2 separate regions of the Mus musculus genome follow, and region 1 is linked to region 2. The links are chromatin loops, found by intact Hi-C in ENCODE. Cell type or tissue: left cerebral cortex. All regions are shown on one strand. Links, peaks and the distances in the headings refer to the core of each region. The heading gives the core; the rest is flanking DNA. Region 1 has its middle 37 kb from the start of 4930529N20Rik. Region 2 has its middle 160 kb from the start of Cdyl.

Region 1 (5,382 bases), core at 109-5,108, 370 kb before region 2:
AGCATTTCAGTTGAAACACAATTAATATAACATGAAATTAACATTTCAATAAAGTATGTATTTCAGTGAATTTTAATATAAATACTAACTGTCCAAATATCACTACTACTTGCAGAAGGTTTCCATCACCTCCAAAGGAAACCCCAACCCCAATAGCGATAACTTTTCATACTTCCATCCCCCACATCTGGCAAGCACTGATTGACTTCTTACCTCTATGAATTGGCCTATGTATACCTCATCTAAATGCATCTATAGTGCACTGCTCTCTTGGTTTAGTTTTCTTCCTTTCTGTTTTCTTTTTGAGGAAACATCTAATGTAGTCTAAGCAGGCCTTGAACATAGAATGTAGCTAGGCTGACCGTGAACTTTGGTGCCTGTGGAAACCAGATGAGGTCATTAAATACTCTGAAACTGAAGTTACAGATGATTGTGAGCTACCATGTGGATGGTGGGAAATGAACCTAGGTCCTCTGAAAGAGCAACAAGTGCTTTTAACTACTGAGCTACCTCCCCAGCCCTATATATTCCTTTACTAGGTTTTTGTGATTCTTTTACTAAAATTACGGGGTAGACATTATATAAATTTCACCAAAAGGCATGCAAGCCAGCACAAGAAGCAAAAATTCAAGGGACTGTCCCTTAAGTTATAGAAGGACTAGGGGACTAGTGACAAGAATGAAAGATTCCGGCTCTCCAACTTCTCTGTGCTTGTGGGAAATTAGAAATTTGCTGTCCCTTCAGTATAGACGTCTCTTAGTCTATTTTCTGTTGTTGAGGCAGGGCTCTTTATGAAGAAAAGAGGCGTGTTCAACTTGGACTCAGAGTGTGCACTCGTTTCTCTTTTGTTGCTGGGGTAAGACACCCTGACAAAAGCATCTTAAGAAAGGGGTTTTATTTGGGTTTACAGTTTCAAGGTATACAGTCCATCCTGGTGACAAGTGCACAAGGTCCACTTCTCACACTGAATCAGCAGCCTGGAAGAGAGAGTGAGCAGGAAGTGATGTCAAAACCTGCCTCCAGTGGCTCACTTGCTCCATCCAGCAAGGCTTCATCTCTCAAAGGTTCTACAAACTTAAAGATTTCACAGAGCACAATGGCAGTTGGCAGTCACCCGCAGTTACACACTGTCTCCCCTATCTCCCACACACTTTGTTCCTGAGGGGGTGGGGATGACACTCTTTGAAGTCTGATAGCCCTGCCCCACATCCTGTTCCCTCTTTCTTCTACTCTGCTGTGGCAGTCTGGCAGTTTGGTGGTGAGTGATGTGTCTGTGAAGGCGAAGCTAGTGTCCCCTCCTTTTCAAATGAAGCAGGCAGCTCTGGTCAGCCTTGGGTTCCAGCTTTCCTGTAAAGTTCTGTAAGACTCAGGGCTTCCTGGTTTTTACCACACTCCAAAAAGGCTGAAGCACGTGTTGTGTTAAATCTTCTTGTTCTTGGATCCTAACTCTCCTGGCTTCTCCCATCCTGGTGTGTCATGTGCCTTGCCCTGTCCCAAAGAAGCCTTTGCAGAGAGAAAAGGAGGTGAGAAGTGTAAAAATACAAAACTTTCTACATCCACCCATACTCAGAGTAATAACGCGGAGAAATGACTTGGAGACTTTTATATTTATTAAAAGCTTCAGGCACTATAGTGGGAAGATTCTGAGCTATTCGAATTTGATAATACTGGCCTGGCCTACTTTCCAGCCATGTGGCCTGTTACCTGTCATCTTGGTCTCGCCTGGTCACTTCCTTCTTTATTTGTGTCCTGATAGAGACTTCCAGGGTTCCCCCTGAAATCCTCTCCTTCTCTCTGGGTCAGAAAGTCTTGCCTATTCCTCTCCTGACTAGCTATAGGGTGAAAGGCATCTCACCATCATTGGTAGGCACTTGCCCTGGAAGCAAGGATATTCTGTGACAATTGAAAATGGCATCACTTGAGCAGTGCATGGTGGCACAAAACTTGAATCTCATAATTCAGGAAGCAGAGGCAGGGATCTTTAAATTCAAGGTGAGTCTGGACTACAGAACAAGTTCACGAACAGCTAGGGCTATGCAGAGAAACTCTGTCTCAAAAAACCAAAAATGAAGAAGGGAGAGGAGGAGGAGAAGTGGAAAGAAAGAAGGGAAGAGAGAGGATGGAAGAAAGGAAGAAAGAAAATGGGGAGAGGGAAGGGCAGGAAGAGAGAAGGGGATGAAAGAAGAGAAAGAGAAGAGAGAAGAGAGAGAGAAGAAAGGAGAGAGAGAGAGAGAGAGAGAGAGAGAGAGAGAGAGAGAGAGAGAGAGAGAGAGAGAGAGAACTACTACAAGATGATGTGAGATGTGTGAGATGGGTGGGGATGATGTAAATAAAAGTTCTTGGCACACACAAAAACGACACTTCCCTATTGTAAAGCATCAAAGGTGACAGGTTCCCTTTCTACTGAAAGGTACATTTATTTTCTAGCCCAATGCAACTTGGGCCTGTTTGTGATCCACAGAAGACCACAGCCACCCTTTCTTCCTGATTATACAGCTCTCTTTGCCATGTAGACACAGGGGGAGCTTGTAATTTGAATTCCTGTCCCCTCTGTTCACCTGACTGTACAGTGCAGAGGACAAGCCCTCTCTTGGTTTGTGGATTTAGCCTTGTTATGGACATAGCACCCGGACATGGGGATAGGGGTGTAATTGTCTCCTCTCCCCTGCCCACAAGGTCAAGATTTTGGGGTACAGTCATCCATATTGGCTTCTGCCCAAAACTGAAGCTTGTATCATCCACCCAGGCAAGGTCTTTTCCATGGAGAGTCCTCCACAGAGTCACTTGGGTTTAGGATGCCAAATGGATCCCTGGCACTTCTGGTTCTCTGTCATGTGGGTGCCACTTGTGCTCCTGGCTTCTGACTGGTTGTGATAGCAGCCCAGGGCTGGCATGCATTCTGGCTGTGCTGTTCCCTCTCAGCACCTCCTTCAATGTGGCAAGCTCCCCTTCCCTCCTTCATTCCACAACTGGTGAGCCTTGGATGTACATACAGCCTCTGGGGCTGAAGGTAGACTCAGAAATGACTAGTCAGATTGTGGAAGTGGGTCAGGCAGGTGGCTGGTAAGGTGTGTTCTGTGCAGAAGTGGCAGATCAGGAGCCTGCCAAGATTTCTCAGTTCCCCTTTCGATTTCACTGCATCAGCAGCTGCAGCCTGTTCCCAGATACATGCTTGATGATTCTAGATGCCAGAATAAAGAAGCAGAGGAAGGGCGCTGTGAGTCAGGTCTGGAGAACAACACCACCTACCCACCCACCCACCCACCACCACCACCACCACCACCACACACAAACACACATCAGAATGACTCCCTCAAATCATTCTGAGAGGCAGTAATGTAGCACATAATGACACACATGAGTGGCGTTGATGCAGGAAGCGCGTGAGTCACACTGGGAGAGCGTGGAAAGGCTTCAGAGAAGGGGTGAATGTAATTTTACCTCGTGAGCAAGAGCCTGGAGCTTTTTTTTTTTTTTTTTGGTTAGAGGAAATGGGTGGGAGGGGCTTTGGTATCACTCACAATCTGCTTCAGCATCCTTCAGGGGCCATGCTCACTTAGCATCCTGAAGTAAAAATAACACATTTTGGCTGAGCAACTCCCAGAGGCCAGACAGCATTTGGGAGCCAGGAAAGGCATGTGGGAGAGTCCCGAAGAAGCCCTACAATTGGGCCAGTCAGTTTTCATGGTTCACCTCCTACCAGTTCTCCCTCCTCTACGTCTATTCCATCTTTGATAGCCCACGCCCTTTCAGCTCCTCGGTGTTCTTGCCCTACATAGAGTTTTCTCTCTGTGCCCTTACTCTTTCATGTTCTCATTTCCCAAAGAACAAAGTCTGGCCTGGTTTGCAAAGTCCCTGAGATTTGGCCTCCAGAGAGCTGAGCATGGTCTAAGCTATCTGCAGCATGTCTTTACCATCTCTTTCTTCCTTCTACCTTTCATTGAAATTCCCTCACCAGACACTTTTTTCCCCAAAAGTCCCCCTGCCATATATGCTCCCTTCCTCTATTTTCTAGAACCTCAATAGTAATCAATAATCCTATTGTATTTTCTTCCTTTTTTCCTAAGGCTATCTAGAATAACTAATATACTTGACACAAAGTACTATTAACGTCCCTTCACATCCTAAACTGGTTGGAGCTTTGGAGGTGATTGTTTCATAGCTTGTTATTACTCTATTTTCTTATGGGTCTACTTTGGGTAGTGACTATTACTGTTGATAGCATTCTACTTGCAAAGAACTATGGTAGGCCTGAACTCCTAACAGAGAGAAATAACATCTCAATTCTTTTTTTTTCCAATTTTTTAAAATCTATTTATTTTTTATTACATATTTTCCTCAATTACATTTCCAATGCTATACCAAAAGTCCCCCATAACCTCCCCCCCCACTTCCCTACCCACTCATTCCCATTTTTTTTGGCCCTGGCGTTCCCCTGTACTGGGGCATATACAGTTTGCAAGTCCAATGGGCCTCTCTTTCCAGTGATGGCCGACTAGGCCATCTTTTGATACATATGCAGCTAGAGACAAGAGCTCCGGGGTACTGGTGAGTTCATAATGTTGTTCCACCTATAGGGTTGCAGATCCCTTTAGCTCCTTGGGTACTTTCTCTAGCTCCTCCATTGGGAGCCCTGTGATCCATCCAATAGCTGACTGTGAGCATCCACTTCTGTGTTTGCTAGGCCCCGGCATAGTCTCACAAGAGACAGCTACATCTGGGTCCTTTCGATAAAATCTTGCTAGTGTATGCAATGGTGTCAGCGTTTGGAAGCTGATTATGGGGTGGATCCCTGGATATGGCAGTCTCTAGATGGTCCATCCTTTCGTCTCAGCTCCAAACTTTGTCTCTTTAACTCCTTCCATGGGTGTTTTGTTCCCAATTCTAAGGAGGGGCATAGTGTCCACACTTCAGTCTTAATTCTTCTTGAGTTTCATGTGTTTAGCAAATTGTATCTTATATCTTGGGTATCCTAGGTTTTGGGCTAATATCCACTTATCAGTGAGTACATATTGTGTGAGTTCCTTTGTGAATGTGTTACCTCTCTCAGGATGATGCCCTCCAGGTCCATCCATTTGGCTAGGAATTTCATAAATTCATTCTTTTTAATAGCTGAGTAGTACTCCATTGTGTAAATGTACCACAGTTTCTGTATCCATTCCTCTGTTGAGGGGCATCTGGGTTCTTTCCAGCTTCTGGCTATTAAAAATAAGGCTGCTATGAACATAGTGGAGCATGTGTCCTTCTTACCTGTTGGGACATCTTCTGGATATATGCCCAGGAGAGGTATTGCTGGATCCTCCGGTAGTATTATGTCCAATTTTCTGAGGAACCGCCAGACTGATTTCCAGAGTGGTTGTACAAGCTTGCAATCCCACCAAC
Region 2 (5,382 bases), core at 282-5,281:
ATATATTCATTGGCATACAGAGTTTCCAAATCATACTCTCCTTTGTAGACACAACTTTCCTTGGTACTGAGGTTTACTGGCCATTGAACATTTTATTATAGCAGATAACTCATTGTACCTATATGAAATTTAGTCTTATATTTTGCCTACTTGATAACTTACCTTACAAGTGAAGTATTTTGTAATACTAACCTATTCCTTGAGATATTTTAGTCAATGATAGATCTTGTATTCTGTAGTGGCCTCATCCAGTGGTATTTATTGCCCACATATGTCACTGCTGTCTTGATCTGTGTACTTAATTATAGTCTATGATGTGCACACAGCTACCAAGCTGCCAAAGGGTACATTTCTTGGGATGTGTCTTTGTCATTAAGTGACACATAACTGTATTTGTGTTTGGCTGATTCATTAATCATATTTTAATTGTAGAAATGGAGAAAATGTTCCTGCCCCTGTCAGGTAAACCCTGCCGTAGGAAGCTGGACTTTTGAGCTCACAGGAGCCATAACGTGGAGCAGTGGTTCTTGTCTCTTTTGAGCTATGGTTAGGCACTTGGACTGTTGTAGACTGACACTTCATTAGAATATGGAGGTCTGATGCATAAAAGAAGACACAAAGGATGGCAAAGGAGGCCAACAATGTTGGAAACCAACTACTGAACTATTAAGATAGATTTGTGCTACAGTGTCTTTTGTGTGTCCCCATTAACAGTGTGAGACAAAAACAGCTAAGCTTTCTGCCAGTAACAAAGCCACATAGACTCCTCATATTTTCACAGACTATTCCTCCATAATGATTTGTTTTTTAAAGAAAGACTAGTATAAACCATATTTTCTCCTCCTCTATAGCCAAGTACCCTTTGACATCAAAAAAAGAGCCCCTGTTTCCTGGTTTAGAATATTGTTAGTCCAAGCCTCTGAAATCTAAAATTTCCCCAGATCTGAAACTTTGGGGACACCAATATGATACCTTGAGTAGAAATTCCCATACTGGACAGGTCACAGTCAGAATGCAAGGACACTAAAAATAAAATGGCCAACAGGCTCTGATTATAAGACATCAAGCATGAAGCATAATGCCTTGTGTTTGTACTGGGTCCCTCCCCACAAGATTTCATATTATGAGCATGCAAATATTCCAAAATGTTTATGATTTTAAATGATATTTATTTATTTATTTATTTATCTTTATGTGTATGTGCATTTTTTCTTTGTGTATGTTTGTGCACCACATGTAGAAGCCAGAAAAGGGTACCGGAGCCTCTGGAACAGGGGTAAAGGTGGTTTCGGGTTACCTTGTGGGTGCTGTCAATTAAACCCAGGTACCTGAGCAGCCAGTTTGAAACACTTCCAGTCACAAGCATTTTGGAGAAGGGATATTCAATTACAAATTACAAATTACAAATCCCAAATCCCAACTGCAGTTCAAGTTTTTTGAGATATCATTTCTCAAAATGTATTTATTGGAATCCCAGTTTGAGGGAATGTGAACAGTTCTTTGTTGTGGGCTAAACACTGCCCCCTCAAAACCTATGTTCAAATCTTTTTACCTGTGATTGTGACCTTATTTGGAAATAGTGTCTTTATACATATCAAGTGCAGGTGAAGTTAATACTCAGTTAGTTAGGATCCTCACCCAGTTGGATTACTGTTCTTGAAGGAGGAAAGAGACAGAAACACAGAGCAGCACATGTACAAACTCTGCGTATTCTACAATCCAAGGAGCCCCAGGGGTTCCTGGCAGTGCCTGGAAAAAAAGCAGAGTCCTTCCAAAACCATAAAAAATAAATATCTGTTGTTCTGAGCCACCTGCCTTATGGCACCTGGCCATGGAAGCCCTAGGAGATGACACAGCATCCTTTGGGTAAAGCTGATCCGAAGCTAGCTTGGAGCCCCATGAGCACACTTCTCTGATAGATAATACAGCCTAGAACAGCAGAGACTCAAAGGAGGACTCACAATAAACTCTTAGTATAATCTATAGTTTCCTTAAGTTTGTTCATCAAAAAAATATATTTAACACAGCTAAATAGTGATGGTCACTGGAACATTAAATGCCCCCAAAAGTATGAGAGCCAGCAGGCAAATGATAAAGGGACTGAGAGTTTCACAAAACAGTGTGAAGATGTGAGAGTCATGGGCACCTTGAAAGCACAGCCCAGAGAAGACCGTACATAAGAGTAGTTCATTCCTGCCGTTCATATTTCTCACATAAGGAATTCAAAGTCCCGATTTGAAATGTGGGGGATGAGGACTGGAGAGATAGCTTGGCAGTTAGGAGTACTCACTGCATTTCAAAGGACCTGGGTTTGAGTCACAACAGCCACACTGCAGATCATAAGCTTCTGTAACTCTATTTCCAGGGGGATCTGATGCCGTCTTCTGGCCTCTGTGGGCATTTATTTGCACATGTAGTGCACAGAACCACAGGTGCCACACATACAATTTAAAAACAATGACTAAAAAAACTTTACAAAAACATGTTGTCAAAACACAGATATACCCCTATGCCTTACATACCTGCAAGAATAGTTTATTAATGAACACTGAATTCTTCCAGTTGCAATCACAGAAATTTCTCATGGAATAAACCCATCCCATAGTCCTATAAACCTACCCAATTACAGGCTGTCTTCTACCTTCCTAAATGGTGGATTGAGTTTCTACTCTGGTGGACATCTGTTTTAAACTATGCTTGGGCCCACTCTGGGATGTAAAACTGTCTTGTGCACAGTGATGGATCAACACCCACCCTCAGCATTTTCCCTCCCTCCAGGAGAGCAGCAGTCTGGTCCTCTAGTGGCTCTGCCTGCTAGGCTGTAGCGGGAACCGGCTTTCATGGCAGGCACTGTGATGTTTGCAGTGGTGAGGCTGGAGACCGTTTCCAGAAAAGACACAGGCTCTGGGAGTTTGCCGAGCACTGACTGGGAGCACAGTGTTTCTAGTCAGGGTATCTGGACTTTGATCTTGGGCCTGAGGGAGCCAGGCAGTGATGGGTTGAGAGAGGAGAGGATGGGGCCTGGGTCTCCCTGGGATACTTGCTTCTGGCCCAGATCCTTATATTTTAAAGTGTGTAGCACATTTGCCCCGTTTTAATGTTGGAGCCCCTAAGAGAGTACACTTAGGAATCAGCTCACACAAGCTCTGCAGAGATTATCAAACACCCAGAAATTTTGCAAGCCAGTTGTTAAATTAAGCCACTTCAAAATTGGCCACAATGGGATTATTTTTACTCCATGGAAATCAACAAAGACCACAACTCAGGGTTGGATTTTCTCTTTTTTTCCACAGGGCTCACATCCTGCTGCTGTCGTCTCACTGATTTCAGGAATATTTTACATCCCTCCCACATGCTTTCCAAAATTCTCACCAGAACCCTGGCCAGCTACTCCTATAATGTTCTTTGCAGCATTAGTCCGGGGTTCTGCTATCTTTCTAAGAGATGCTAGGTTTCTTGCCCTGGCCTTCTGTGGTTTCTCTCTGCTTAGAGTGCAAAATGAAAACAAAGCGCTCAGTGTCAGAGAAAGATCATTGAGACACACCTTCAGGGCATTCTCCAAGTCAGCAGTACCAGAGGGCTCCCAGCTTGATTTATTCTCAAGCCCTACATCAAGTGGTTCACAAAAATATCATGTAACCCGAAAACACAGAAAGAGAGCACTGTTCTCATTTCTCAAACCGTATGCAGGAAGCAGGCAGCTCTGACATCTTGCAGTGGTGGCCGAGGCCCTTCTGCCAGGCAGCCTCCAGCCCTTCTGCCAGGCAGCCCCCACTTGGAGCTTGTCCATCCCTGCTTTCTGGTGAGCATATCCTGACTTCACTCCAGATGGTGGGAGTCAGGCGAGTGGAACAAGACACGAGCTTCCGCCGGATGGTAAAAATGAATGACGCTAATAAATATGTCTTTGGCCACTTGGCTAGCCCACCTAGCATTCAGCCAAGACACCCTCCTAAGTTCCTAAGACCCCCCTGTAACAATTTCAGAAGTGTCCCACGACCCAGCACACACTATTCAGGTCAGACAAACAGCAGAATACTAAGAGAATTCCTTTCCTGCCGAATCAGGAACAGGCTAGACCTGTTGAGAATTCTTGTAAACTACCCATCTGTGAGTCATATTTGTATCACCCTGAGTGACTGGATTTGGGGTTAATTGCGAAGTTTGGCCAGCTGCCTCTGCAATTGGCTCAATTAGTTATGGAGGTTGGTAAAACAATGATCTGAGGTCACTGGCAGATTCAGACCAAGGGGCAGCAAAATTGAAAGTGGAGAAACCAGCCAAATTAAACCAAAGAAAAGGCCAGTTTGCAGCTATGTGGGAACGACGCCCAGCATGAAGCCAGGGAGAGCAATTAGTTAGAAATATATCGAGTTGTTGATAATTGAATATCTTAATTTGTAAATGCCAATTTTATATGATGTGGCCGGATAAAATGACCCTATTGATTTCCAAGGAAGTACCTATTGCACATTTCAAGATTGCCTGGGCTGCAGACAGGAGAAACACAGCCCAGCAGGAAAAAAAAAAAAAACAACAACATGTATGTGGTGTGTGTGTGTGTGTGTGTGTGTGTGTGTGTGTGTGGTGTCTCACATGTTTTCCCTGATTCTAACATGTTCTTCACAAACACAGTTCAGAGGAAGGAGCTCTGGCTGAAGGCTATGGTGACCTATACTTACACTGCAATTGACTTGCTATATGGCCTTAGTAAAGATGTTTCCCTGCTTTAAGTCTCGTTCTTTTCAACTGAGGTGACATCACAAACACTCTCATGATGCCAAAATGAGCTGATGAATTGCAATGTGGTGTTTTGAGGTGCTGAGTGCCTCGTAGATTATTCATAAAGGCTGTATTCATAATGGTTATCAGCCCCTATGGATATGTGGGGGTATATGCTCCCTGGGGAGAGAGTAAACTTTGAATGCAATTGTAACGGAGTGCCCCTGTGTTCTAGTGTCATTTCTGATGGTAAACAATGCCAACACAGTAACAAATTGCCAGAGAGTTTTTCATTAGTCATCAGAGTGTAAAAGATTTGATAAATAACGAGAAAATGTTGGCTCTTTTGAGGTGGGAAATCCATGTTATTGACAAGAGCAAATTACATTTCTTTGAAAAGGGTGGGGTCACGGGTTTTAGAGTATTTGCCTTGCTGCTGGGATAAATGAACAGCCGCCCCCCTCCCCCGGGAGCTCGTAAAAACTGTCCCCAGCCAGCCCCAGCCCAGCCCCCACCCTCACTTTGTTCAATCATTTGTGTGACAAGGCTGAGTAGCAGCCTGGCGTGGGCCCTGAAGACAGAGAAAGAGGAGAGAGACTCAGTGTTCGCAGAATTTGGGGAGCCGGAAATACAACGGCAGCGGTAACATTGCTTTGAGGA

The links. Peaks named below come from ENCODE experiments on the same cell type or tissue, not always from the same donor. Only the 100,000 strongest peaks of a DNase experiment are listed, where the experiment ranks them.
Region 1: it touches region 2 in a loop (10-fold over the local background); 2 of 42 quality-filtered maps call a loop at or near these places.

The regions. Positions count from the first base shown.
Region 1 is chr13:35,128,482-35,133,863 of GRCm38, forward strand. No RefSeq gene overlaps it. Among named protein-coding and RNA genes, the nearest start is that of 4930529N20Rik, 37 kb to the right of the region's middle. In left cerebral cortex, for the core only: no CTCF peak of the experiment used is centred there; DNase peaks (open chromatin) are centred at 1,177, 2,987, 3,431 and 3,606; H3K27ac peaks cover 786 bases.
Region 2 is chr13:35,498,189-35,503,570 of GRCm38, forward strand. No RefSeq gene overlaps it. Among named protein-coding and RNA genes, the nearest start is that of Cdyl, 160 kb to the right of the region's middle. In left cerebral cortex, for the core only: no CTCF peak of the experiment used is centred there; DNase peaks (open chromatin) are centred at 2,262, 2,874, 3,375, 3,715 and 1 more place; H3K27ac peaks cover 2,131 bases.